Linked DNA regions of Homo sapiens: region 1 is linked to region 2. Evidence: chromatin loops called from intact Hi-C (ENCODE). Cell type or tissue: GM12878. All regions are shown on one strand. Each heading gives the region's core, and the rest is flanking DNA. Links, peaks and the distances in the headings are about the cores only.

Region 1 (15,467 bases), core at 4,486-12,485, 150 kb before region 2:
TTAATCTACTGCATCATTTACTTATCTGCTCTATCAGTTGCTTATTGGCTATATCCCCTCTCCCCACTAAAACATAAACACCTAAGAGCAGGGATCTTTGTGACTTTTTGCTCACTGATGTATCCCAAGAACATTGAGCAATACATGGCACATAGTAGACACTCAATAAAAATTTGCTAAGGGCCAGATGCAGTGGCTCATGCCTGTAATCTCAGCATTTTGGGAGGCTGAGGGAGGCAAATCCCTTGAGCCCAGTAGTTCAAGACCAACCTGGGCAATGTGGTAAAACCCCATCTCTACAAAAAACAAAAAAAATACAAAAAGTTAGCCAGATGTGGTGATAGATGCCTGTAGTCCCAGCTACTCAAGAGGCTGAGATGGGAGGATTTCTTGGGCCCAGGAAGAGGTGGTTACAGTGAGCCATGATTATGCCACTGCACTCCAGCCTGGACAATAGAGTAAGACTCTGTCTCAAAAATAAAAAATTAAAAAAAATAATAATAAATAAAATATATATATATATATATATATAGCTGAACAAATGAGTGAATGGACATGATAAAATTAGCTAGTATTTATTAAGCACAGATATTCTTATAAGCACTCAACTAAGTACTTTGCATATATGATCTCATTTCATCCATGGTAGGAAGAGCAGGAAAGGCAGGTGATAGGGTGGGGAGTGAGGTACTACAGTTCCCATTCTCATGCTGAAGAAAACTGAAAAACCAGAAGATTAATAACTCACCAAGGTCACATTCTAGTATGCAGCAGAATGAATGAAGGGAAGGAAAGGAAGTTGAATGCAAATCTGCCTACCTACTAAAAAGGAGATCTTTTCCCTACTGCTCCTCTTAACACAACCAGTTAAAAGCTACATATCCGCTCAACATCTTGCTCTATCCTTTTTTTTTTTTTTTTTTTTAATCTTTAGACAGTCTCGCTCTGTCGCCCAGGCTGGAGTGCAGTGGCACAATCTCAGCTCACTGCAACCTCCGCCTCCTGGGTTCAAGCAATTCTCCTGCCTCAGCCTCCTGAGTAGCTGGGATTACAGGTGTGCGCCACCACACCTGGCTAATTTTTGTATTTTTTAAGTAAAGATGGGGTTTCACCATGTTGGTCAGGCTGGGCTCGAACTCCTGACATCGTGATCCATCCACCTCAGCCTCCCAAAGTGCTGGGATTACAGGCGTGAGCCACCGAGCCCAGCCACTCTATCCTTTTTTAGATTTCCACAATGCAAACTATTCAGATGAAGGTCACTCAACTGAATAGTGCTTTAACTTTATATACATAAAAATTAAGTGTGGTCTTAGGTAAAATGACAGATAAGGTCATAAGTGTTTATGTTTCTTTCAAGCCTTGTGACCTTATCATTAAGTTCCAAATAACCTTTTGTCTCTAGGAGTGGTAATTTGGTTTGTTTGTTTATACTGTGAGGATCTGTATCTCTCCCTTTGGCCCAACTTATTAGTTTTAGCCATAAGCAGCAATCAGTGAAACATGAGGTTTTGTTATGAGATAGTTAATTCCAGTTTGGAACTCGTTGGTATTTTGGGAAATTTTTAAAATGTCAGCACATTTGCTTTTGGATCTATGAATATTATTTTGTTCTGGAAGCTCCTATTTAATGTGTGAGATTAATATTAGTTAGGGCATTGCCAAAGAAGAACACACTATCTTAATATAATAGGCAAAAAACAATAATTTCTCCTCCATATACTAAACAAGCTCTGATTTTTTTAATTAACTGACAAAACATCTAGGATCTAAGTGGTAAAATTAAGTTGGAATGTTTTAAGGAGGAAATGCACAGATTTTTTGTAGAATTTTTCTAGGATCAGTGATGTTAATGTGAAGTACGAACTCATAATGCTGATTTGGAGACCTCAATGCATTAAAATGTTGGGTGACAAGGCAGATTCTGTGGATGCTCCACCCATATCCTTCCACGCCATACCTTTTCCTTACGTACCAGCTTGATTTCTAAAGGCTGGCATTTGCGTCCCCTGCCTAAGAATTTTCTTTGGCTTTCTATACCTTTTCTCCCCGAACACACAGAAGTGTCAGGAAATTTACACCTCTGGGAGCAGCCCTCAACTAAGGATAGGAATTGGTACATAAATACCCCAACTCCAAAACCCCACAGGATGACTCTGAGGTGCATGTCTTATACTGGCTTCTACCGTGGCCCGGGGATGTTCCAGGTTCTCACAGTGGTAACTTGCCTGACAATATATTCTTTATTAGCTGTGTCTCAATTCTCTACTCTCTAATCAGTGTACCCTGGGATCACCTTCCAAGTAATCTACTTGCATTTCCAGGAGACCAGAAACATGCCACCCCAAAATACGCCTCTTCTGGTGTAAGGATTATGATCTGAGACCATTCGAAGCAACAAATACAGGAAAGCTCTCTGTTCTCCCTCTATTTGCGTAAAAGCAGGACACAGATTTACAAAGACAAAAGATGTCCTGGCCCCCGTTTCTACCAGGAAGAACAAACGTTGGCCACTGAAGAACTTTAGACCCTTATCAGCCTAGAGATGGTACCAGAGGAATATCTATTAACCAGCTTTACTAACAAGCCTTTATCTGCCAGTTATTTGCCTTCCCCAAGTTGCTGCCCCCCAGAAACTCAAAATCCTTTCCTTTGTGTTGTTCCTTCTCTAAAAAGGTAACTGTTCTTTGTTGAAGATGTTACCTAAGCTGGAATTCAAAGCCACCTCTTTGAGAACTACTCATTTCCTGGGTGTCTCCCATCTACATAAAATATGTATGTTAATAAACTGTTTTTCTCTTATCTGTTACAGGGGTCTATTCCAACCAAGAAATTATGACGGTTGAAGAAACAATCATTTTTCTTTCCTACACATTTGAACTCTTATATCAGAATCTGCTTCAGAGAGAACCCAAACTGAGACAGCTGCCTTCATTTGGGGCTTAGCCGTAAGTCAGCCAAGGCTGTTATTCATTCCTTTTTCAGGGAATATTTTTAGAGCACCTATGACATTCCAGGCATTGTTCTTTTAGACATCCAGCAGCGACCAACTAAACAAAAATCTTTGCCTTCATGGAGTTTACATTCTCATGCAAGGAGACAATAAACTACGTAAAATATATTGTAAGGCAGATTTTGATAAGTAGAGGAAAATAAAGCCAAGCTAGATAGGGAATGCCAGTGGGTGAAGTGTGCCATTATAAACAGGTAGCCAGTGAAGGCCCAAACAAGGGGGTAAAATGTGAACAAAGACTTGAAGGGGTTGAAGAGCAATCCGGGAAGGAAGAGCATTAGTCTAGGTGGGAGGAAACAAGTGCAGAAGGGACAGGAATATTCCAAACCAGTAAGGTCACTGGGGCTGGAACAGAGTGAAGGAGAGGGAAAGTGACAGGATGAGTCATATCTACTATTGTTAGGATTTACTGTTGTTATTTTTGTCAATATTACTATTTAATAGGCTTCGTTTGTTTTAGCATTTTCTTATGAAAATTACAGAAAAGTTACCAATTTTTTACAGTGAACACCCATCTACTCACCACCTGGATTCTACTATTTTGCAATACTTCCTTTTCATGCATCCATCCCTCTATCCATCTCACTATCCATTTACCAAGCCATCGTTTTTAACGCATTTCAGAGTAAATTGCAGAGATTTAGCAAATGCAGCCATTATGGAGATACGGTTTCTAAACCTGACAGCATTGCAAGGTAGATACTATCTCCCCATTTTACAGAGAAAGAAACTGAGACGCAGACACGCTGAATAACTCAGCTAAGGCAGTAACACAAACACATGGCTGAGTGGGGATTCCAGTGCAGGTCTATTGATGGCAGTGCTCATATTCTTTCCATGGTGAACCAACTGCCACTCTCGAACAGCGGATTAATGTGGAAGAACAGGCAAGGAGTTGGGAGTAGCTATACTTGTCTCTGAAGGAAGCTGTTTCCTTTCACTATTTCCTCTGCATCTGAAAGGCAAAAACCCAGCGACGTGCTGGTAAATGTTTACCACCCAGCTCTTTGGATAGAGGTGCAGAGACAAGGAAAGCCTTGTTTGCAACATTTGCCAATTTCTGTGGCATTAACATTCCTACCATGGCAGGTTTCAACCTACCAACCTGATGTCAGGTTGCAAGCTGGTATGAGCTGGCACCAGCACACCACTGTGGATTTTTCAGTGTCATACTGTAGTTAACAAGTATCACTTGTAACAAGTAACAAGCACCAGATTCAGGATCAACACCCAGTGTCTATATCCAGTGAATGCTCAGTAAATTTCAGTGGTGGTGAGGACAAAGATTGGCAGCCTCCTACCCACACCCAGCATCAGATATCTGGGCACATGCATACATGCACACGCACACACACACACACACACACACACACACACACACACACGCTTTCTTCCCAAGGTGGATAGTAGTATATTTGAATAATGAATACAGGACACTACATATAGCACATTTGTGTAAAGCAAACTTCTCCACAAAATGCAAATAAACCTCTTTCTCCATGTAATTCCCAGCTCTTGATCCACTGCTCTGGTTCTTCCCCCTCCGCCGCCCGCCCCCCACCCCCCAATCACCACTTCTACACCTCCCTGAACATTAACAATGCTTTTCTTTGGCAAGAACACCCTTGCTGTTCCCTGGCACCAGAGAACATCACATTTTTGCATGGGTTGAAATCATAAATCACTTAGAATGCAGACAACCTGTTGGAGAAGTTTGCCGTTCTTTTTCCTTCTTGAGCTTCCTTTGATTGAGATGTTCTTTCACCTTTGGAACATGTCCCAGGGCTGCTCCTGACTCATGCTGCGTGTTCCTTTTCATCATGCCAGCTGAAGACCCCCTGCAAGCCGGATTCCTTTTATCCCTCAACCCTAATTGTTCTCTGCCTTCTTCACTCAAATTTCCTTCTGCAGCCTTTCTCCAGGGGTCTCACACACCTCAGATAACATTCCTGACCCCATTAACTAAATCCCTCTGGTCTTTCAGTATTGACTGAGGCCACATGTATTGACCTTGGTAGGTGGTTCTAGGTTCGACTTTGCAAAGACGGGCTTTTCTGAGTTGACTCGTGGGTTATTTTCTCCTTCCCTATGACATCCCACCTTCACCCCAATTCCCTCCTATCCCATATTCTTACTCAATGCAGGCCACATCCCCAGCAGTCTGTAGCGCAAATAACAATCATCTCTAACAGAATTAGTGCGAACAAAGTCTGACACTTAGGACTTTAAAGCATTTTTTATAGTATGGCAAATCCGGTTACCATGCAACAAAGAACAGCTAACTGTTAAGAATTAATAATGAGAAATAAGTATAGATAATGGTTTAGCTGACACTGTCATATTTTAGTACAATATGTTCTGAAATATTTGCTCCTTTGGGTTGTGAATGTGCTATTTTTGTCACTAATAAGCCTATAGAAGCCTAGTGGAAATGAGAAGTTTTCTCAAGGAAAGTGAGGCATTCTGAGATTTCTCTGATAAGGGGAAAGGGTCAATGTGCCTGTAGTTTCTGTGCTTCATTAAAATTCTGCTTCCATACTGTATAATGTGAGTAATATTAATTTTCTAAACATTCGTGTAGAGCAGCTGCTAACTAATTTCCATAACAGTATTCCTATTCTACAGGCATTTTAAAAAGGGGAAAGAAGATGACTGCTGACTGTCTGCCAAAAAGAAAGGCTCAATCTAACCCAGTTCTGAATCATTCCAGACCGAAAGAAGGAAATCATTAGGGACATTGACTTCCCAGTCAGGGGACTGTCTGGAATTGAACAAACTGCCTTAGCCTCTGAGGATGGTGCACCTGGTATAAGCTGGGCACTCATTCACTGGGCAGTCCCCTTCCTCTAAATGCCTTCATGGTGGCCCAGTTCATGTGCCCTGGACTAGCTAATGATCAGAGCATTTCTGCAGCCCCTGTCATACTGGGTTCAGCTGCTTCCCCTTTCTTCCTGATCCATGCCACTGAAGTCCCAGCAAAACAAGTGTAGTTAAACCTGTCTAAGGTGTTTCAGGGATGGCAACGTACCTGGGAAACTTTGGACCCCTTGTATTTCACAAGCTTGCTCTCAGGGAATCCTCTACCCACTCTTCTCCAGAAAACACTGGGATGCCCAGCCTCACAGTCGGGATATAATTCCTAGTGTTATATACTTTCTCAGGCTGAACTTTTCCTTTCCTTCTATCTTGTACTAAGATGAATAACAACTAGTCTCATGAATTTGAATACTATTAAATCTTCCTCTAATTCTCTCCAGCAGTCCTGTCCTTTGGGGGATATTTTCCAACTCTGCATTCATTCACCACCTTTGCAACCCATTGTCTTTCTCTTCAGACTCTGGCCCCAATTTGTCTCTCTAACCTTACTTCCCAGTACTCCTTCCCAAGTGCCCAGCAATCCCACCACACCAGTCTACTGGCCACTCCTCCACGTAAACTACGTCAAGTTAGTCCTCCAAGTCTTAATTGAACCTGGAATCTCTGAATAGATAACCCACCCTCCTTCAACCCTAGTAAATTTTTACTCTTCACGTCCTCCCTACTTACACAGACAAAGTTAATCACCTCCATTTTCAAGCTTGCCTAGTCTTTTATTCAAACCAACCAACTTAACATTTGTCTTATTGTTGGCTAGTTGGTTGGTTGGTTGGTTGGTTGGATGGTCGGTTGGTTGGGTCAGTTGGTTATATGCAAATCTGTTTCCTTTGCTTATTTGTGGCTGTTAGAATGCATGAGCCTCTGTTTTACCATTGTTTATATGCACTGTGCTTGTAACAGTGTAGGTACTCTATCGATCCTCGTTGAAAGGAATTTACTGTCAAAATACACCTACACAAGGATATGTAAAAATAGGTGATCATAAATTTTGTCAACTCACATACACCCATAATTAGAGTCAGCTCAGGTAAAACTAAATTACCTTTGCTTCTATTTTATAGGACTCCTTATCTTAAAAATGGCTGCTGTTTACTGATTATTTGCCATTTTCATAGATTAGTAAGTGTATTAATCAAGGTCCTCCAGAGAAACAGAACCATTGGAATGTGTATGTGTGTGTGTGTGTGTGTGTGTGTGTGTGTGTTTAAAGGGATTTATTATAAGGAATTGACTCATGCTCAATTCCTTTATGAAGAGTTCATTCTCCATTATGGAGGATGAAAAGCCCCACAATCAGCCATCTGTAAACTAGAGACCCAGAAAAGCCAGTGATGTAGTTCCAGTATGAGTCTGAAGGCCTGAGAACCAGGAGCACTATTGGTATAAATCCTGGTCCCAGACAGGGAGATGACTGATGCCCCATCTCTAACAGTCAGGCAGAAAAAAGCAAATTCTCCCTTCCTCTGCCTTTTTGTTCTCTTGAGGCCTTCAACAGATTCGACAATGCCCACCCACATTGGAGAAGACGATCTGCTTTACTCAGTCTACCAATTCCAATGTTAATCTCTTCTGGAAACACCCAGAGTAAGGTTTAATCAGATATCTGGACACCCTGTGGTTCAGTGAAGAAGTCGACACATAAAATTAACCACCACAGCAATAAGTCAATGCTAATAGTTACTGATGTCCTACAAGATGTTTATTATTATCTCCATTTTACAGATTTCGAACTGAAGAGTCAGGGAAGTGAAGCCACTTGGCCTAAGTGGCACAGCCAGTGAGTGGCAGAACTGGAACTCCAACCTGGGTCTGTTTGGCTCCAAAGTCTATGCGTCTCCCATTCCACCTACTACCACTCAGCACAAAAAGACTACCTCTGCCACCTCACTTCACAAAGCAGCCCCAAGAGAGAATCAGGAAATAGCCAAGAGAGGGGTTGCACCTTAAAACATTTTTCTCCCCTACCCACCCTCCATGTGATCTGCTTTTCTGCAGTATGTGGCCAGGGCTATGTAAACCCAAACACCATAAATCAATGTTGAATGAGCATTGTTGCTGCAGAAAGGCTATAACAGAGTATCATATGAGCTTTGGCCAGGCCCTGGAAGAAGTGACATCTATTTCCATACTTGGCATTTTTCCTCATGCTGTCGTCTCCTCTGCCTTTCTGTCTCCTCTTATACCCTCCCACATTGGCCCCACTACTCTCATTCTGCTCTCTGTCATCATGCAGTCATCCCTTCCCCCTTTTCATATTTTAAAGCTCACACAGCTGGTCCCCAGAGTCACTGCCTTCTCAACTGTCAAAATTGTCCAACATGAAAAATTGAAACAATAAACTAAAATGAATGCAACCGAAAGTGAAAACTACATGTGTGAAAATGGTCAAAATGCAAAGTTATTGTTCTCTGGTCTACTATCACTGAAAATTCAATGACTAACGTTTTTTTCACCCTTTACTCCAAATGTAGGGCTGGCCTCAACACACACTAATACAGCTGCGGGGTGTGGGGGGGACATTCTGCACACAATCTCCTTTGGAAGCCAGCTAAGTGACCGAGGATGAGTTATTTATTAACATCAGAGCTGCAAGTTCACCAAGAGTCACAGCAAGACTAGGTTCTAAATAATAAAAGTAAGAGATGGACTCCATAATTCATTTGGTGAAATCTCCATCAGATTTAACTGTTACCTGAGGGTTGATGGATTTTTTTTTTTACTTCCTTTTTTGAATACATAGAATATAAACACCCTTCCAAGATACACTTACAGTGAGACTAGGAAAGAGTCAGGAGCTTAAGAAAGAGGGTGCCTGAACAGCTAGATCCAAAAAGCTAGGCATTCACATGGTGAAGAAAGAGCTGAAAAAGAGATGGCCCAACTTCAAGAAGACTAGGAGAAAACCAGCCCAAAGAGTCTGGAAAGAAGACCCTCAACCCAAAACGTTTCCTCCAGCGACTGGCACAGAATAGACACTCCATATACATTTGCTGAATGAATGCATGTGAAAAAAATGAACACAGAGTAAAAAAGTTAAAATGATTAAGGGTATAAAATTTAATCACTTACTTCACTAATTGTTTTCACATTTCAAAACCTTGTAGTAAAGTTTATTAAGCATTCAGGAATACCTAAACAGAAGCAACATTAAGATGACAACTAAATATGTTCTGTAAATTTTACTCAATAAAAAGATTTTGAGAATTTACTGTGTCCCTACGGCCAAACACAAGACTTGGGAGGATTCTAAGATAAATTGGAGGTGGTCCCTGCCATCCAGATGACCATCTGGTGGCAGTCCCTTGAGCAGGTAAAGCAGCATTCCATTTCGAATGACCAAAGGAAAAAGCCTCCGCCCAATGCTATTTTCCCATTACCCCTCACAGGGCCTTAAATTATATCATTACAGATTAATTCTTTCAGGTCTTGAAGGTTAATTGAATCTCTTAAAAAAGGTAAAATACTCCTAGGACAGGTACCTTCTTAAGCCATTATCACCTGAGATTGGATCCAAGCATTCAATCACAGCTGGCAGAGAGCATATTAGACAGAAAGGATGGAGGAGCAATGGGGGGAGGGGTTTCAAGGAGGAGGAATTTGGGAAAGGAGGCACCTAAGAGCATCATTGATTAACTTTATTTGCAGGTTTCCTCATTTTTCCCATGTCCTAACCTATCGAGACTGGCATAGAAAGTTCATACAAGCCTGCACCAGCATGCCCCATACATCTTTCTGAAATATGTTTTCCAGTTCCTCACAGCTGGGTTTCTAAGCTCGACACCTGTATTTCCTAACCTGCTTCTGGTTCCTGAGACAGTTCTGATGATAACAGGAAATGCTTACTAGTTACTTAGTTTGAACCAGCCAGTATCCTACAAGCTTCACAAGAATTATCTCATTTAAGCATCTCAGCCATTCTATTCCCATTGTACAGGTGAGAAAACTGAGGGTCAGTGATATGATTTGGCTCTGACCCCACCCAAATCTCATCTTGAATTATAGCTTCCATAATTCCCACATGTTGTGGGAGGGACCCGGTAGGAGATAATTGAATCATGGGGTAGGTTTCCCCATACTGTTCTCATGGTAGTGAATAAGTCTCATGAGAGCTGATGGTTTTATAAGGGGAAACCCTTTCACTTGGTTCTCACTTCTTTCTTGTCTGCCACCATGGAAGATGTGCCTTTCACCTTCCACCTTCCACCTTGATTGTGAGGCCTTCCCAGCCATGTGGAACTGTGAGCCCATTAAACCTCTTTTTCTTTATAAATTAGCCAGTCTCAGGTATGTGTCTATCAGCAGCTTGAAAACGGACTAATACAGTCAAAGAAGTTAAGTAATTTGTCCCAATCACCTAGCTTTAAATTGCAAAGCCAGAATTTGAATATATTTAAGTCTGATTCTAGAGCCCAAACTCTTAAACTTAAAACTATAATAACCTATAACTCAGGTTGAAATCATTACAATAACCATATGAATCAGGCAGATCAAGGAAGCAATGGTCCCATCCTAACTTGGGTTCAAGGTCCAGTTCAACTGTGGGACCTTGGTCTTTAGCGTTCTCATCTCTAAGATAGCATTAATAAAATCTACTTTGTAGAGACATATGAAATCAGATGAGTTCATAAAGAAAGTGTTTGGCACAGAGTCCGTATTTCATAAATAGTAGCTGTAAGCTATGAACTTGCCATGAGCGCTTCTGTTCCGGTAATGTTCCTGTTGGCCTCCAGGGGATGCTCAAGCTTCTACTTCCTCCTCTCACAACATCTAATAGCAGTTCTTGACCTGACTATGCATTCAAATCTCCTAGGGGTAAATACATAACTGTGTACGTCTGCATTATATTTATAAAATATGTATCTGTGTGTACATACACGTATATACAAACACATACATGTCCAGGGAAGAAGACAGGACATCTCTCTTTTATAGGTTCCCTAGCATAACACACCGCAGCGCAACCCTAATGCACAGCAGAATTGAAAGCCACTGCAGTCGAAGAACAGCTAGGAAGGGTCAAGGCCAAGGACTTTGGAGATGATGCAGCTAGGAAATGGATGTTTCTGAGGGAGACGTAAAGTAGTTACAAGTTCTAGTGCCCAAGTTTGGAGTCTGTTCCTTGGGAACCCTTTATTTTAGGTTCTGTCTCTTTGTAGGAGCCCTCTCTTGGCTTATTAAAATCCTAGCCATACCCCAGCTCCTGGACTCTGAACTTGCCTCTGCCACTTTCTTGCAGCCTAGATTCCCTGATGAGAGGCCCTGACTCCCTGCAGGGACCCACCTTGTCACTGGTGCTGTCTTCAGCTAGTTCTGGGTAGAGGACGTGGATGGCCACAGAAGCGCCAGGCCTGCACCTCATGGCTGACCTTCCAGTAGCAATACCAAAGTGCAGAACAGATGTCCTGCCTTTTATTATTTTTTTTTTAGACAGGGTCTTGCTCTGTCACCCAGGCTGCAGTAGAGTGGTGTAACCATAGTTCACTGTAACATTAACTTAACTTAGGCTCAAGCAATCCTCCTATCTCAGCTTTCCAAGTAGATAGGAATATAGGTGCATGTCACTATGCTCAACTAATTTTTCAATTTTCTGTAGAAATGGGGTCTCACTATGCTGCCCAGGCTGATCTCAAATTTCTGGGCTCAAGTGACCCTCCCACCTTGACCTCCCAGCATGCTGGGATTACAGGCATGAGCTACCACACCCAGCCTAGATGCCCCACTTCTATCCACCCAAGAACATGACAAGGACCAGATTGGTCTTGCTTCAGCTAAAGACCCCTTTAAGTCCCAGGCTGAGATAAGACTGCTAGAAGCAGAATCTCTTTCCCCAAAACGAAAAATAAGCATGTCTTAGAGTTATTGACTACTACAGGCTGATCACACACTCACAGTTGAAAATCTTGTCCTTGTCTACCCTCAGTTTAGCTGACAAGGCCATTAGCCTGCCCCAGATGGGCCTGCTGCCCTCATAATGAGCAAAATGTAAATATTCTTTCCCCTCCCCCTTCCTCTCCAGGTTCTTCAGCTCCTCGTTTATTATTTTCCCAAACTATGAAAGACCCGCAGAGAAAAGCATGCTCACTACCCTCCCCCTGCCCTGAATTAGGAATCCAAACAGTTAATAAATTATCTGGATGCAAATAAGAGCCTGACGGTTTTTGTTGTTTTTTTTTTTTTTCATGAGAGGTGAAATGTCCCCATTTATTCACTCACTTGTCACTCAAACGGGGCTGAGCACGTATTCACCAAACTTGGCAGCATTTCACTCTGAGACTGAAAACAAACATGATAAATTTCTCCTCCAGAGATAATTCTGGTGATGTGTATAGGCCACTGAAAATGAGAATGTTATGACTTTAGCGCTGTGATAATATATGGTAGTAATTATATTAACAAGGGAAATTACATCTCTCTTCAGCAATTTCAGCTCATACCACCCATATGAATAGTGGGCAGCAGCAAAAATGCTGAAATGGTACCAGTAAAATAGGAGGAGCAATATTTGCTGAATTTAGAACCTACTTTAATCACTTTTTTAAACTGTATTGAGCTCCTACTATGTGCCAAGCACCCAGTGAGCACAGTGGGGAACATGAGGATGAATCAGACATGGTCCATGACCTTAAGATGCTTACCACACATCAGGGAAATAAGAGATCCACATACACGATTGTAATGCCAGGTAGGAAGTGAGAGATGGTCAAAGGAGAGGTGCAGATAGAGTTCTATGAGAACTGAAAAGAGGAAGCTGTCGCTTCTAGATGAAAGTATGATGAGGCTCTGGCTTGCCTGGAAAGCAATCAGGCACCCCGGAGGTGATGGACAAGCAACACCTTGCAGTTTTCCAGCATCAAGATAGGATGCAGATAATTAACACTGGAAATTCTGCCCACTGACCTAGCCCCAGAGAATATCCACCAGAATGCTCCACAGTTGGATGGCAATGAAAGCAAACCCCATATTCCATAGCTTCAAAAATCCTTCTGAAAAGCCTTTCACCAAGAACTTATAAATGTGTGGATTAATGGACTATAAATAGGGATTAAATGCATGAGCAAAATTCCATAATTCATTCTGAAGCTTTATTGGAACGAAATTTGAGATACTCGCTCTGTTCACTTCTAGCAATTTGATCAGCTTTTGTTTTCTTCCTCCCATGTGCAAGAAGACATAGGGAATTCCAGAAGAAATAAGACACAGTCCAGACCCAGGGCCTTGGAATCTCATAGAGGAGAAAGAAGCATGCCCAAAATAATCATAAAGATGATCTTCTATTTTAACAACATGATCTGGTGAAAACAGTATATGGTTTGGAATCAGACAGAATTGGGCTACATTTCTGCTTTGAAGCCTATCAGCTTTGTAACCTAAAAAAAAATTATTGACTCTCTCTAGATTGGCATCCCTTTATCTGGAAAGTGTTCAAATCTTAGGACTGTGGGAAGGATTAAATAGTATAGCATTATGGGAGCATTTTGTCTAATGTCTGCAGACATTTAATGAATCTGTTGAAAAATATGTGAAAAATGGGATGTGTCATAAAAAAATTATAAAGAAAATCGGAAAATTATCCTCAAAGAAAGAGACCATCTAAGAATTGGAAGAACAGGAAAGGCTTCATGAAGGTGCCATTTGAACAGGATCTTGGAGGACTGGTAGGGATTTGTCAATATGTGGTCCATTTTGGCTTAGGAGGATGGAGTAAGCATGGCTGTGCCGAGATATGACGCTGTATTTTTAAGTGGCTAAAAATTCTGTATGGCAAAATATTTGGCTGAGTGATTCACTCCAGGCAAATCAGTAATTAAACACGTATTGACCCCAAAATATCATACCCTAAATAATTAAAAATCCAATCATGGCCAGGGCAAACAACACCAGACAAGACAAAGAATGACAATTCTTCCAGAACATAGAAAAAAAGAGCTTCAAGAAGCTAACATAACATTTATGCCACAATTTTTAAAAATTCAAACAAAAGACCAATCCTTCTTACAAATATTAATGTAGAAGTACTGTAACACATGGAGAAACAGAATTCAGAAAGCATTGTAAAAGGATAAAACATCATAACCAAAGGGAATTTACTCTGGAATTGAAGGAAGGTTAGGGTTAAATATTAGGAAATCTATTTATAAAATTCAAATTTAAAAAGTAAAAATTGTTTAAACAGATGAGAGGAGAAACATATGACCATCTCTATGGGTACTAAAAGGTCATGTGATAAGATATAATCTCTATTCTTAACTTTAAAAAAACTGATAAAATATTAACAGACACCTCATTAATATGATAAATACGTAAACATATATATTAACACAAAAGTTAATATCACGATTAATAGGGAAATACTAGTAGATTCCCACTAAATCTAGAACAAGTTCACTTGTGCCATAATATTTCATATTACCCTGGAGCATCTAGCTAGGCAATGAAATTAGGTAAATGAAATAAATGACAGAAAAAAAATGATTTGCAAATAAAATGATTGCCTAGAAACCCAAGAAAATAAACTGAGGAATTATTATAAACACTAAGAGAATTCAGTATGGTACTGCTAAAAAAATTAATATATAAAAATCAATAGCCTTCATGTATACACATAACAATTACAAGAAATAATGGGAAAGACCCTCATTTTACAAAAGCAAAAATATATGTAATATACTTATGAATAAACTTTACAACAAATGTGCAGGAGCTATATAAAATAGTGTTAAAATGTCTTTAAGGGCAGGCATGGTGACTCACGCCTGTAATCCCAGCACTTTGGGACGCCGAAGCAGGTAGATCACCTGAGGTCAGGAGTTTGAGACCAGCCTGGCCAGTGTGGCAAAACCCCATCTCTACTAAATATACAAACATTAGCCAGGCTTGGTGGCGGGCACCTGTAATCCCAACTACTCGGGAGGCTGAGGCAGGGAGAATTGCTTGAACCCAGGTGGCAGAGGTTTCAGTGAGCTGAGATCTCACCACTGCACTCCAGCCTGGGCAACACAGCAAGACTCCTTTAAAAAAAAGAAAAAGTCTTTAAAAAGGCCCAAACAAAAGTGATTTAAACTAATGGAAAGGCAACCACATTCTTAGAAGGAAATCTTATCATCATAAAGATGTTAATTCTCATTCCGATTAGTAGTTTACACAAACCCAAAAATCTACCAAGGGGATTTTTTTGGAAATAAAATAACTGATTTAAAGTTTATAAGGGAGAAAGAAGGAAGAATAGTAGAAGATTCTGCAGGGAAAAAGAATTATGATGTAAGATTAGCCCTACCAAACATTAAAATGTAAAATAAAGCTACAATAACTAAGTAATATGGTACAAAAACATAAAACAAATATGCAGATAAATGAAAGACTAGGAAAGACCTGAGAAACACTCAAAAGCATATTGAAATGTATATATGCTAAAGATATTTTTGAATCAATGGTAAAGATAAGATATTGAGGATAAGTGAAACCTGGAGCTGGTTTCACTTCCCAATACTATTGGGACAACAAAATATCCATCAGAGAAAAACATTACATTGGATACCTACTTCACAATTTCCACAAAAATATCTCCCAAATGGATAAA
Region 2 (15,467 bases), core at 2,475-10,474:
GGACGTAGCGACATGGATGCTTCTTAAAGGCAAAGTTCTGAGTGGAAAAGTAAGAAACAAAGCAAGATTTATGACAATGTTATTTATACAATACCATTTTAAGAAGTTAAAAATACATACACACAAAGCACAGGATACATTTCAGTTGTGTGGTTGGTGATTAAGAGCATGGATTTTGGCCGGCATGATGGCTCACACCTGTAATCCCAGAACTTTGGGAGGCCGAGGTGGGTGGATCACCTGAGGACAGGAGTTTGAGACCAGCCTGACCAATATGATGAAACCCCATCTCTACTAAAAGTACAAAAATTAGCTGGGCATGGTGGCATGTGCCTGTAATCCCAGCTACTCGGGAGACTGGGACAGGAGAATCTCTTGAACCCGGGAGGCAGAGGTTGCAGTGAGCCGAGATCACGCCATTGCACTCCAGCCTGGGCAACAAGAGCGAAACTCCACCTCAAAAAAAAAAAAGGAAAAGAAAGAAAAAAGGAAAAAAAAGAGCATGGACTTCAGGGCTCAACTGCCTAGGTTCAAATTCCAACTCCGTTGCTTACTAGCTGTGTGACTTTAGGCAAGTTACTTAACCTTTCTATACCTCAGTTCCTTCATCAATTAAATGGGAATAATAAAGGTAAGTAATTCATAAGGTTGTTATGAGAATTAAATGAAGGATTACACATAAAAGACTTAGAACAAAGCCTGGCACAAAGTAAGTTCTATATAAGTGTTTATTATTATTCTTATATTTTGCAAACACCACACAATGAAAAGATGCATATTAAAAACATTAGATGACTGGCCATAGGAAATGGGGATGGGACAAAAAAGAATAAACAGCCAAATAAAAGGAACCGTGCACATAACAGTGATGCTAATTTACCATTAACTCAGAAGTATGATAAATTTAATCCTCTTCAGTTAACTTTTTTTTTTTTTTTGAGATGGAGTTTCTCTCTTGTTGCCCAGGCTGGAGTGCAATGGCACAATGGTGCGATGGTGCAATCTCGGCTCACCGCAACCTCCACCTCCCAGGTTTAAGCGATTCTCCTGCCTCAGCCTCCCAAGTAGCTGGGATTACAGGCACACGCCACCACACCTGGCTAATTTTGTATTTTTAGTAGAGACAGGTTTCTCCATGTCGGTCAGGCTGGTCTCAAACTCCTGACCTCAGGTAATCCGCCCACCTCAGCCTCCCAAAGTGCTGGGATTACAGGCTTGAGCCACCGCGCCTGGCCAACATTTTTTTTTAAATCACTAGCATTTACTAGTCAAGCTGTTATTAACCACTTACCTCACTGGGAGTGATCTGCAAGAGGCATTTGTGATAAGTTAACCATTCAGAGTTTAAAAACTCACCCTATACTTAGAACCAACATCATACTTAAAATATGACCACAGTGAAGCCCACTTTGCCCAACATCCATTCTCAGCCAACCCTGCCCCTTGGGGAAAAATTAACAAGCATTTATTAAGTGCCTACTATATGCAAGACACTGCATTGGCTACAATTAAGAAAAATAAAGCCATTGAAGTGCACTTTTAAAATACAAAATGCTAAATTGAAGGGCAAGTTGAGTGGTACCTACTATATCTGTTGAAATCCATTCAAAAGTACTTCCAGCTGGAATACTGGGGAACCCTTTGCAGAGATAGTGGGAAGCAGAGCTAGCCCCAGCAGTTGATAGTGGGAAGCAGGGCTAGCCCCAGCAGTTGCTTGAACGACCCCTAATGGGTCTCCATATTAATGGATGACCAAGAGATACACAGGAAAGGAAGACTCGTAACAATAATTCCAACTGACTTTAGCCTCCAGGTTAACTAATACCTCGTGAAACCTAATTACTACAATTAAGATGGGCCCCTTCCCTAGAGGGTGAGCCAGCAGCATCTGCACCATGGACAGCAGATAAACATGAAGTTATTATTTCAGAAATTGAGGGGAAAAAATAGTTTCTAGACCACTTACTTTTTAATGTTATCAAATCATTAAAAATTACTAAATTGTCAGCAATAAGATACAAATGCTAAGTGATATGATTATGCTGTGAATACGGTCCTGATTTCTAAAATGCATTAGCACAAATATCAAATCCATAGCTATGATATTTGCACTACCACACATCATTCCAAAATCCAGTCCAAAGAGAAGTCCCATTATTTTACCATCCTCTTATGATTCTTGGCAATTTCAGACTGCAATGGCCAAATTGATGCCGAAGTTTAGAATATAGAAACCTGTGCATGCTGACACTATCTATGTCTCTTTCATAAGTAAATTATGTGAAATCAAAGCTTTGACTTGGCCAGCCTTCATACTGGAACCCAATAGAATAGAAGTGGTTGTTCTCCTTCCTTATTTTGATTGGATGGCATTTTTTAAAATAAGTTATTGTAAGGAACCCACATTCCTCTTGGGCCTTGACTTTGTGTCTTAAAATGTTGAAGTCCTTTTAAAGCCATGTCTTTCCATGACTGTATCAATGATGAAATAAGGATTAAGATCACGTTTTGCGGCAAGTGACTAAAGCCCACTTGGCTTTGGAAAGACAGATGTATGTTCTCCCTCCAATAAGCATTGGATGTCCAGTGCTGGCAGCTCCACAGTCCTCAGAAACTCGGGCTCCTCCATCCTTAAACAAGGCCTTCACCTTGGGGCCCAGATGACTGCTCCATGCAGTTCCGGGCACCACATCAACACTCCGGGCAGCAGAGAAGGAAAGGGGAGGAAGAGAGTACACAATCTTTCTTCAAAGAAACATCTGATGAGTTGCACACACTATTTCCTCTTACAGCCCATTGTCTATGGCTACATCTAGCTTCAAAAAAAAAGACTGGGAAATGGAGTTGTTATTCCAAGCAGACATGGCCCATCTAAAATGAAGGATTCTAATGCAACAGAAAAAAAGGAGAATGATTTTGGAGGAAAATTAGCAGACTCAGCCACACTGTTTCTGAATAAAATAATGATGATTTTTTATACACTCATTTCCCATCTTATATATGCCCTAGTATACTGCACAATTCCCAGTGTTACCATTTCTATCACAAAAGAATGAAAAAGAAAAATAATATTCGACTATTTCTAGTATTCAAGAAATATTAGGCATTGCACTGGTACATTCACATTTGTTACCCCATTCAATTCTCACATAGCATTAGCCTCATTTGGGGAAATTGAGATTCACAGCATTGATATGTGAAATGGGAGCATTTAAGCTTAGAGCCCCTCCCAGTTTTCTCTCCCTACAAAATGTATTTAACTAAATTCTTCCCTTCCTTAGAATCCATCAACTTCTTTATTCAACTCTCCCCACAACCAAGACCTTTCTTCTGAAGCACTGATAAATAAATCAGGATTCTGCCATGCATCTGTGGATGGATGAATTGCCAGTACTCTTGATGTGAAATGGGCATGCCCAAATGTTTCCATTCCTATTTTAAGTAACGAATTCATGTTCTTCATGCCCCTATCATTAGCAAGAGCTTTTATTTTACCGTGTGCCATTCAGAAGCACTACATAACATTATGGCTTGTGCTCGTGCCATGTAACATTGGAATGGGTTCAATTGGCTTCCACCCCAGAATAACACCCAATTTTCAGGATGTGATTTAGCAATCCTTCCTTCCTCTCAACTCTAAGTATGTGTCATCTGTATCACTGGAATTTCAAGGTAATTGAATTCATAATTATAGCAGAAGATATTGAGTGTGTAATACATGCCAATGATGTGGAAATGATCGATGAGGTAGAGTGGGTTGCAGTAATTATTATTGTCCCCATTTTACAGATGAAATCACAGCACCTTAGAAAGGCTAACTTGCCCTAGTTCTCATAATTAATATGTAAAAGAGCTGCGACTTGAACTTCTTTTTGATCAAATAGCTCAGACCGTCAACCTGCCTACTATGAATGAGGTACCGGCTAGATTGTTGGCAACACAGCAGGTAGACAAGAGTCAGTCCCTGTTATCAAGGGATCACAGTTCAGTGAGCTAAATAGAAACGTGCCTTCAACTGCACTGCGCTACACTGAAACAAGTGCTAGTACTGGATAAGACCCAGTTGTTGTTGGCGCCAACAAGAGAAGTAGCTAATGTCACACTTAGAGTAGAAGACCTTGTGTTATAGCCTATCTTTTCTGTGCATGGCCTGTCTCTCTACCTAGGAAGCAGAGTCTCATACATCTTTGTTTCCTTATTCTCTAATACAATCCCTGACACACAATAAGTGTCCATGAAGTGGTCCAGGCTATACAACCAGCTCTTGCATAACCCAGAGTGAAGCCCAACTACCCTGACAAATAATACAATTTAGGACTAAATCCACACTTTCTAGCTGAGATGCAACCTGCACAGAATTACACTACGTTTATTTTTCAACCCATGGTATTGGAAGACACGTGAACTAGTTGGACATGAAAATCCCAGACTGAACAGCAGCTGGACTGTTTTTAATCCCTGGAGCAGGACAGAAGGGACAGGCTTTAGTCATGTGACAAAGGAAGCAGCCACAATACAGAAGATTTCTGAGCAGTGGGGAAGATCTGCAGTGCTCAGGACCGAAGTTGCTTTCTTTCTTAAAAATGCCTGTCAGATGTCTAAAAATCCTCTCTCTAGCAGCAAAGGTGAAGGCATTATCTAATGACCAAAGTAGACACTGAACCAAAGTGAACATTTGAGAGAAGCAGTGGACAGGCAACTGTAATAGCAAATTGGAACAGAAGTAGCTAAAGCTATAGAAACACAATTCATCAGTGGATGAAGTCATCGTGATTTAAGTTTGTACATGAGCAATTTTAGACAGAAAGACTGAGAATTCTCTGCAGTTGAAATGTCAACCCAAATACAAAAAAAAAAAAAGACTATTCTAACATGAAACCACATAAATCAGCATAGTAGGTAGATTGATGTGGGACATGAAAGAGATTCAGCATAGACCAAAGAAAATACATGGTGACCAATGTGGCAACAAATGAAAACCAACCAAACAAGAACAAGCAAAGCCTCCTTATTCATTCAGAGCTTGTTATATAGCAAGGGAACCAGCCACTATCACTTGCATTTGGCAAAGACTCAAAGGCAGAGGAGTGAGAAAGCTTCATCATGGAGAAAAGGGAAGGCTTCAGGTGTGCCCTGTTTGGAGGCTTGTTGGCCTGGGGAAGCTGGAGGCAGGCTAACTACAAGCGGGGCATCCTACCTGATGGGTATGGGACATATTTGGCTTACTCTGGATATTTATAAATTGGAAACAAGGACAAAAATTAGAGATACTGTCAGTTGTTAATCAAGCTTGGCAATTTGGGGCCAACGGCTACAGGAGTTATTGTTTGGCTTCCTGGACCAGTTTCTAGAAACAGCGGTCAGACTTCCTGCAAGTTGATTTAGAGATAGCAGGCTGACTTCCTGGGCTAGTTACTAAAAATAACAGATTAGTTTCCAAGGCTGGTTGCTGCAGATTGTGGGACAGAGTTCTGTTTTTGCATATTGATTTTCTCCTCAGGGAAACACATTTTAGGAAAATCTAGTGTAGGGCGGAAGTCAATGTACCATGAGCAGGACCAGCTTCTCCTGCCACTTTCTAGTTGTGTGATTTGTGCCAAGTTGCTAGACTTCTTTCACCCTCAGTTTCCTCATCTGTAAAATTGAGATACTGCATAAGAGTTTGATGAGGATTAAATAAACCAATATACATAAAGTCCTTAGCATAGTGCCTAGAACATGGAAAGTAGCAAATTAATGTCATCTGCTGTTAATGTAATCTTACTAATATCTTTTTTTACCTGACTTAATCCAGGAACTTAACCAGAGAAAGGGGATAAAATTCCAAGGGATAGCATTTCAGGGAAAATCCACTGGAGAGGTTTCATAGGCCATGAAGCATATATTGAGTGCTCTGTGTGATAATAAAAAGACTAATTGGGAAAAGTCTGTATATACCTCACCCCAAGAGAAGGATACCATCAGAGAGTTGCCTTTAAATATTTAATATCTTATGTTTGATTGATAAATAATATGCCTGAGAATAAATTTACTCCAGAGACAGTTACATGGCAGCATTGTAAAAAAAAAAAAAAAAAAAAAGTATAGTAGAGGTTAAAACAGTCTGCAAACTTTTGAGAAGAGACAACAAAAGAATGCATGATAATAAAAATCTCATGACATCTTCAGAGATAAGCACTATAATTATGCCTGTTTTACACACAAGAAAACTGAAGCAGGGAGGGCTCAGTAACGTGATAGTCATAGTCAAGATTCAAGGAGAACGCTTAGCAGCTAAGTAGGAAGTTGCAGCAAAAAAAAAAAAAAAAAAAGGTTGGGGGAGGGTCTGGGTGATTCTCTTAAGAACACACCACAGAGAGATGATGCTTAAGTACAAATGGACCGAGAGAATGGGACAAAAAGTGTATAATCACTAAGTTCCCCATTCAAACTTTCTCCATATTATAAAACACTGGCATCTTCCATTTTAGCACATAGGGAATTATTGTATTTCATTTTTCGCCTGCATTTGGCATGAAGTTTCTCTGACATGTTATTCACTCCCTAATGGAAGAAGATGCCTGAAAGAAGCAAGTTATTCTGTTTTCAACAGGACCAAACCTGCAGCCTTGGCCCCCAAGGCTCTAAGGACATCGTGTAAGTGGCCAACTGTAGGGCAGGCTTTGGTTCAAAGAGCCTAAGTCAGTAAGAAAGGAAGAGGAGCACCCCCTAAAATTGTTTGGTTGATTTAACAAAGCAGTTTGTACCTTCTGAAATGTACAAGTTGCTAAGAAATTGCATTGTTTTCCTCTTTTTGTAGAGTACATTCTTAATGTGGTATTTTGGTTTGTGTTTTATGATAGGTGCTATAGTTTCAGGGTTTGAATATGGGTTTCATTAATCCCATAATTTGTGCCTCCACTGGAAGGAACTGAATATTCTAGACTTGGTGCATAGTGCCCTCTTCTGGATGAAGTGAAATCTCCTTTCCTAATATGCAAACCTGGAGATAACGAAATGGATGCTAAAAGACAAGGGAAGGCTCCAGAGGCACATGGGTGGGAACTGCTGTCTCCCCTGGGAATACAGAAAGAGTTTGCCCATCCCCAATGTGGTCTGCAAGACCCAGGCTCAGTCCTATCCTAGTGAAGGATGAGAGAGTGCAAGATGTCTGTGACTTATAAGGAAAAACAAAAAACAAAAACAGGCAAGGGAGGATATGGTCACTGTCTGGATTCAGAAATCTAACCAGAAATCTAAACACCTGAGAATGAGTTGGATGGCTGAAACTAATCTCACCAGAACAGTTCAGGGACCCAAACAGAACTTTGGTGGTCTGAAGAAAAGAAATGTCACGGCCGGGCACAGTGGCTCACACCTATAATCTCAGCACTTTGGGAGGCCGAAGCGAGTGGATCACCTGAGGTCAGGAGTTTGAGACCAGTCTGGGCAACTTGGTGAAACCCTGTCTCTACTAAAAATACAAAAATCAGCCGGCCATGGTGGAACGTGCCTGTAATCCCAGCTACTCCAGAGGCTGAAGCAGGAGAATTGCTTAGAACCCAGGAGGCAGAGGTTGCAGTGAACCAAGATCGCGCCACTGCACTCCAGCCTGAGCGACAGAGCGAGACTCTGTCAAAAGAAGTCACATACTTACTATTTAGAATGACTCCTGGAAATTTGATCCTGTTCATCTCCTAAATTTGTTTAGTTCCGATCACAGCAACTGAGTTGTAAAACATGTAGACTGCAGTTAATGGATGCTTTTTGAAGAAGTGCTAATCTAGAAATACCAGACTTTTCTAAAAAGAATAGGAAAGGAATGTGTCTTCAATGGTGCTGTCCACCAATGTTTCTGGTTCTCCTCCTTCTGGGCACAAATGAGCACTGCACTTTCTGTACCTCCATGAAGTTAGATGTGGCCCTGTGGCTTGCTGTGGCCAATAAAATGTGAGTGGAAGTTAAGATTTAAAGAAGCGCTGCAAAATTCACCACATTTCCTTCCCCTTGCCACCACAAGGTGGGCAAACTACACTCCCTGCAGACCAAATCCAGTCCTCTGTCAGTTTTTATAAATAAAATTTTATTGGAACACAGCCATGCCTATCTCTTTACACATTGCAGCTGTTTCCATGCTATAATGGCAGTTAAGCAGCTGCAATAGAAACCACATGGCCAGCAAAGCTGTGTACTGTGCTGTCTGACCCTTTACAGAAAAAGTTTGCCAAACCCTGCTCTTGGTGGTGGGGTCACTGAGAGAAAACGACGTGGAGGGTAGCCATGCAGAATGTGATGGACATGTATAAGAATGAAATAAACCTTTATTGTCTTTGGGTAGTGAGATTTCAAAGTATTTCTGCTACTGCAGCATAGCTGAGTCCATCCTGACCCTACACGGGGTAAAGAAAAATCGCTGACAAAAATAGAAAAAGAGAAAGTATAGAATTGAAAACACCTTGAAAGAGGCTCTCCAAACATTATTGATAGAAAATATGAAAATTCAATGGCATTGACATTATCTTTTAACCAGGTGGGGAATAAGCATGATCCCCACATACCAATGAGGCTATTTTTCAGTTAAGCCAGACAAAGACATGATGTTTTTCCCAAAATTCTAAATGAATTCATTTCTATATCCAAGGAAGGCCCGCCAGCTTTAATCAGACACCGGTTTGTTTTATGAGAGGAGTGAAGAGGCTCATTACAGCAAATCCCAGGCACACGTTGATAAATTCCTAAACTTGGACTCTGATAAAACTCAGGAACACACTTCCCATTCCACTATTCTTCTGAATCACTGAGCCAGAGGCAGTGCCTGATTTGTGACCTTCAGCTGTCCGCCATCCCTCGTAGATCATTTCCACCTAATAGACCCTTAAAATTGTCATCATCTTCTTTCCTTCCACATTTGAAAGAAATGTTAAAGATTGATCCACCACTGGGTTAGCTATTTTGCAACTTCCCCCACCTGTTTAAGAAGGAAGCAATTGTAAATAAATGCAGCTTTCCAGGACATTTTAAATGGTAGCAATCACAGCAATTTCAGCCACACAGAGGGGAGGGGAGCAGAGAGGAGCGAGAGTGGATATAATGGGCTATAGGTAACATATTTCACCTCTAGGGAACCAGGGTAAAGCTTTTCCCAGTTCCCTCAGATTGAAAGTTGTAACCACCTAACAGCTAGTCAGGAGCTTGGAGGAAAAGAAATGTTCCCTGCCTTGTTTCCCATCAGCCTTGACATCACATCTGGCTAACTCTAATCGCCCCTTTGTGTACCAAGGCAGGATGCAGAGGAATGAAGAGACATGGCTTCTTGTTGACTGGACCCTAGTGGAGAGAGATAACAGGTACCCACATAAGATCATTGCAGCTAAATAGGGGACTTTGATCAGAAAAGTCTCTGCGCACCTATTAATTAATTCAACTGAAACTGGGGTGGGGACAAAGAGACAGTGGCAGGAGGATGTGCTCAGTCTCAGGGGTCAGCCTCTAGGCATTCTGTAAAGCAGCTCCATCTTCCTGACGCTATGGATTTGTGATGCTCAAGACTGCTTCATCCAAATTCAACTCAGAATGGAAATTCTTCTAATACAGAGCTCTCCCTCAGGCTGTGACAAGTGTTCTCTACAGGCCCAAAGACTAAGAAGAAAGAAAGGAAGGGTTTTTTCCTTCTGTCGTTAGTGCCAGCCTTCTCTGTGAACCTGTCTGATTCCTTCCAATCTATTCCAGAACAATAAGTAGAAATGAGCTCCCCCATCCCTACAAGGCAGGTGGAAGCCATAAGAATGAAAACAGAGCTGGGAGCCCCAGTTGAGGAGTTAAACTGGGTCCAGCATTTTGGTTTTATCAGTTGCCTGGGCTTACTTGTTGAGTTCACAGATGACTTCTAACTAGGACAGCTGCTGAATACACTGGAAAAACAAAAGTTCAAAACAGCCTCACTAAATTAAAGGTGAGATCCAAAGCCACCAGCAAATGAAGGTTAATAGAGAACCCCTACTGCAGCTTAGATTAAGGGAAGAACAACAAAACTTCCCAGGTACAAACAGCATGCAAAAGCGCTGGCCATGTATGTATGACAGAAGAAGATCTGGAGATCTTAGTGGACAAGCTCATTGAGTCAGCAACATCATAGAAGTGTTAACAAGAATATAAAAGACAAGCTATGGAAATATCTTCATAGATGCATGCATTCTTTTATTCAGCAAACTTTATCAAATGCCTTCTATGCTCCACGTATTGTGCTAAAATTTAAGGCAAAGCTCAGTAATCTACAGCAGCCCACCAGCCACACTATTTTTGCATGGCCCTTGAGCTAAGAATGATTCGTACATTTTTAATATAAAATATAAAACAGAGTATTAGCCTTTTGGAGAGAATAGTCGCTCAAAGAATACATTGCCTCTCAGCCTGCCAAGTCTAAAATATTTACTCTCTGGCTCTCCTCAGGAAAAAAAAAAAAAAAAATTGCCGACCTCTGATCTAGGAATACAAAGTTGAATAGGAAGTGGCCCCCACCCTCAACTCACAGTTTGGTGTGAACTATACAATCAGTATCATAGTACTTTGTTCTCTCCTGGCTTCACAAGATAGAAAAAAAATGAAGAAAGTGATAAAGATTAATAAAAGAATGGGAAGAAGAATTTATGAGAAAAGTTTAAAGGAATTTAGATTATTTACTCTGGAGAAAAGGAGTCTATGGGGAGACTTAAGAATAGTCTTCAAATATTTGAGGGGATATTATTAAGCAAAAGGCTTTCCGTCATGAACAGAAAGATTAATAGAACATAGGCTAAAAAAAAATTTATTATAGAGATGGAAGAATTTCCTGAAAAGCTTTTAAACTTCTACGATGAATTAGAATTAGATGAGATCTAAATTCAATGAATTGAGAAATCCATTTTCTTTAAGTCTCTAAACCTAGCATATTTTCTCATCTGTCTGAGAGTTTTAAGGGCTGTTTGAGTATTGTCCAAGCTGACAGTGAAGGATAGACTAGATGCCCTGTGTCTGGGTCTAGCTCTCCAATTCTTCTCTTCAGAACATGGGGCTTTTCAGAAGAAGTAAATCTTTTTACTTCTCTGGGCCTCAGTTTCCCCCTCTTGCAAAATAAGAGCCTCATATGCTCTTAGTCTGTGATTTCTTAGGCCAAAACCTTGAAATGGTTCAGCAGCCAAAGAAAGTAAAGGAAGTTAAATTATCTCATCTCACAAGGGAAGAGGCAATAGATGCTGTTTTATTCTTGATGTAAATAAGGAAATTTAGACTCAATATGTATTTAAGTTAAAGGTAGCTACTAGTTGGAAAAAAATAGAATATGTTCACTGGAGGGAAAAGATCAAAAGAAACATGAAAAAGTGACTCAAGATTTTAAAAGGAAAAGGGGGAAATGTCAAGGAGGCATATACAAAGAAAGACCTAAAATAGGATAGCAGTAAGAACTAACATTCCATAATCACAATCAATGTGATGAGGTTCTATGCTCCTCTTTAAAAGACATACATTCTTAGATAAGATCTAAATTCAAAATTCAACTGCATGTTGTTTGCAAGACAGCCACTGAAAACCAAGGGACTCACATGTGTAAAACATAAAGGGTTCAATATGGAACTTGGTTAATCATATGCACACTGCAGTCTTTAGGAATCAAGTTGTCTTATTTGGATGTGACCTGTGCCTTTGTCCCAATGTGACCACTCCTTGCTTTTTAGGGAAGGTCACAGAGAAGCATGGTTTAAAGACAGTTGTTAGAAACTGAAGGTATTTGAAGGTATGGTATTCTTTCCATATACTGACTCATATCTAGAATTCTCTGTCAGTAGAAGGACATTGGTGTTGGAATCACATAAAGTACTATTTCACCCCAGTTCCATCATGTTGTAGCAATGGTCATGTTAATTAAATCCTGGCTTTTGATCAAAGAGAGATATGCTATAACATTGGATATGCTATATGCCATGCAATATAACTCAACATCTCCACTAATGTCTAATAAGCACCTTACACTAACACATTTAAACAGACTTCCTGATGTTGCACATCAAATCTGCTTCTCCTACAGACTCACCATCTCAAATGGGAAAATTGCTCAGGCCAAAATCCTGGGCGCCATCTCTTTCCCCTCTCTTTATCTCATACTCCATATATGCTGCAAATCTTGTTGGCTCAACCATCAAAATATACCTACCTCCAATGCTACATCTCTGGTTTCAACCACTATTGTTTCTTCTTTGGATTGATACAGTAGCCTTGGAACTGGTTTCCTGACTGTAAACCTAGACTCCTCTAGTTTGTTCTCAACACAGCAGCCGGACTGATCTACTATGTGCAATCATGGCACTATGATTGATCATGTCATTCCGCTGCTCACAACTCTTCCATAGCTCCCCATCTCAATCAGAGTTAAACCCAAAGTCCCCCAGTGGCTTCAAGGTCCATCTGCTGCTAGCTCTATGGCCCCTCTCCTCACAGTTGCCCCCTTGCCCACTTCACTTCACCCACACTGGTCTCTTTGCTGTTCCTTAAACTGGCACTCAAGCACACACCAATCACAGAGCTTTTGCTGTTCTTTCTTCCCAGAACCCTCCTCCCCCTGATATCCAGATGATTCCCTGCCTCCTGTTCTCATGTCTATGCAAAAATACTGTTAGACCTTTCCTGCCCTCCTATGTGAAATGGCAACACCATACTCCCTAGTTTCCTTCCTCTGCTTTATTGTTTTCTATAGCACTTACCTTCCCTGGTATTTTGATACTTACTTGTTTTATTGTGCATATTTTCTGCCTCTCATTAAAAAACTCCAGAAAGTAAGGCACTTTGTCTCCATCACTACTGAATGCTCAGAACTGGAACAGAACCTGGCACTTTTTTTCTCCTCAACAAATATTTGCTGAAGGAATATGAACGTGCTTTGAAAATGATAAAGCACTGTATATATGGATAATTATTATTTACATGGGTGGGCAAAATGAGATTTTTTTCTTAACTTCCAGTTCATTTTTCTCCACAAGATATCCTCTTGGCTCCATCATAAGGAGATTCTTCCTCTAACTACCTAAAAATCACATACTGCCAATTTTGGTCATGAGACACCCAGAGGTGATATTCAGAATAGCCTACAACCTGTTCTGAAGGAAACCATGGGAGTGGACCCAACAACCCATTAAAATGATTCCAGATGACACCAGCATGTACTGCCAGAGCAACGTCAGCCTGGAGAAACTTAGGACTACTGACAGCAGTTCTACTACACCACTGTCTTGTAAAACTTGTAGAGAAATAAGTATTGAACTAGGAATCAAAAAACCTGGTTTGTTGCCACTTCCCCAACTCAGGGTTTCTTAACCTCAACACTACTGAAACCACATAATTCTTTCATATAGGAGATATTAGCAGCATTCCTGGCCTTTGCCCACTAGATTCCACTAGTATCTCCTCCCCACTCCCACCCCACCACCAGCCGTGGCAGCCAAAGTTGTCTTCAGACATTCCCAAGTGTCCCTTCAGGTTGAGAACCACTACTCTAACTCCTATCTATGGAAACTGAGATAAATCAGTAAACCTCATGAGTGTTAATTTCTTCACTTGTAAAATAGGAACAGCAACACCTATCACATGCAGTAGCTTTAAAGACTCAAGAGATAATATATACAACAAGTACTTAACAAATTTTACTGTATTATTATTATACCTATTAGTTTTCACTCCTGACAAATAACTGGAAAAATTTATCTTGCTCTGATAAATGACTTTGCTTATGTAGGCTACACTGACGACAGGCATATTGCCTTTCTACAATCATAAAGTTGAGCTTTTGTGTGCCTTATCAGTCCACACCTGCAAGACACAAATTATCTCCAAATCCATTCCCTGGTTGGTTTCTCCCCTTAAAGAGCATGCCCTTTAAAGAGTACATTTAGAGCCAGCCTACTCACCCATGGTTAATTCTGTGGGCTGTTTATCTACAGTAGGATTTATTTGAGTCTATCTTGGTAAATGTAATGAAGCCTGGGTGTGCTTTTATGGGGATGTGAGGTGAAGCTAGGGACAGCAGAGAAAAGTCTTAGGTTAGTTTTGGAAATGTCATTTCAGAATCACTTAAATTGGAAAAGTTCTAGACAGTTCTAAAAGGAAAACTCCAATTAACAAACCCATCACAACAAATAAGACAGAAAACCCACGTCTGCTTTTTGGAGCAGAGGATAGTATAGCATTTGGTGTGAATTCTATCTTGGAAACTATTAATAGCCTGCTCTGCCAATTTTTCAGTCCCCTGCCCCCAAGGACTGGACAACTGAATTGCGTGGTAGACTGCATCTATTGTGATATTAATTTGGTCTTTCTCTGGTGAAAAGACATAAATGAATGGATGGTAGGAATCTAGGAAAATGGATATAATTACCCCATTTTGCAAACGAAGAGACTAAAAGAGGTTTCATAGCCTGTCCAAGGTCACACAGATAACTGATGGAGCCAAGAGATGAACTCAAGTCAGCTACCTTCAGATCCCAGCTCTTTGCATTAAACGGTGCTGAAATACCTTAACATTCTTGGAGTTCATTTACCTGCCCCGTTATTTCACCATCTGCCCTACAGAAAGGAATGGAAGAAAATATAAGCAGTTTTTAAGAGGATTGGCACATTTACAAAGGGCAAAGCCCAAAAATCTGAGAAAAGATATTGGGTTGATATTGTTGATATTGAAAGACAATCGGGCCTTCCCTGAAGCTACCACTGGTGAACCAGCACCAGGCAGGAGTTTCTGCATCTAAACCCTCAGGAGGATTCACATCTTCTCTTATAGAAAGTTTGAACTGGCCAGGCATGGTGGCTCATGCCTGTAATCCCAGCACTTTGGGACGCCAAGGTGGGCGGATCACCTGAGGTCAGGAGTTCAAGATCAGCCTGGCCAACATGGTGAAACCCCATCTCTACGAAAAATACAAAAATTAGCTGGGCATGGTGGCAGGCATCTGTAACCCCAGCTACTCTGGAGGCTGAGGCAGGAGAATTGCTTGAACCCAGGAGGCAGAGGTTGCTGTGAGCCGAGATCACACCACTGCACTCCAGCTTGTGCGACAAGTGCAAAACTCCGTCTCAAAAAAAAAAAAAAGAAAAAAGAAAGTTTAAGCTTATTGAACCTTAGCCTGCCAGGTAGGATGCATGCCATGAAAACTGCCTCCACCCAGGGGTGAGATTCAAAGCACACACAGAGTGTCAGGGGAGATAACGGATACAAAATTTCAGGAAGAATAAGTTCAGGAGATCTACTGTACATCATGGTAACTATAGTTAATAATAACATATTGTATAATTGAAAATTGCTAAGAAAGGAGATTTTAAGTGTTCCCACTATGAAAAAATAAGTATGTGAAACCCACAGCCAACATCATATTGAATGGGCAAAAGCTGGAAGCATTCCCCTTGAAAACCAGCACAAGACAAGGATGCCCTCTCTCACTACTCTTATTCAACACGGTATTGGAAGT

What was found. Peaks named below come from ENCODE experiments on the same cell type or tissue, not always from the same donor. Only the 100,000 strongest peaks of a DNase experiment are listed, where the experiment ranks them.
Region 1: a loop joins it to region 2, with 2.4 times the contacts of the local background. A loop is called at or near these places in 13 of 110 quality-filtered maps.

What each region holds. Positions count from the first base shown.
Region 1 is chr12:98,216,744-98,232,210 of GRCh38, forward strand. No RefSeq gene overlaps it. Among named protein-coding and RNA genes, the nearest start is that of MIR4303, 230 kb to the left of the region's middle. RefSeq lists enhancers at 5,505-5,674, 10,757-10,926 and a cis regulatory region at 10,842. In GM12878, for the core only: no CTCF peak of the experiment used is centred there; a DNase peak (open chromatin) is centred at 8,288.
Region 2 is chr12:98,366,217-98,381,683 of GRCh38, forward strand. No RefSeq gene overlaps it. Among named protein-coding and RNA genes, the nearest start is that of TRD-GTC1-1, 130 kb to the right of the region's middle. In GM12878, for the core only: a CTCF peak has its summit at 6,944 (motif pointing left); a DNase peak (open chromatin) is centred at 6,941.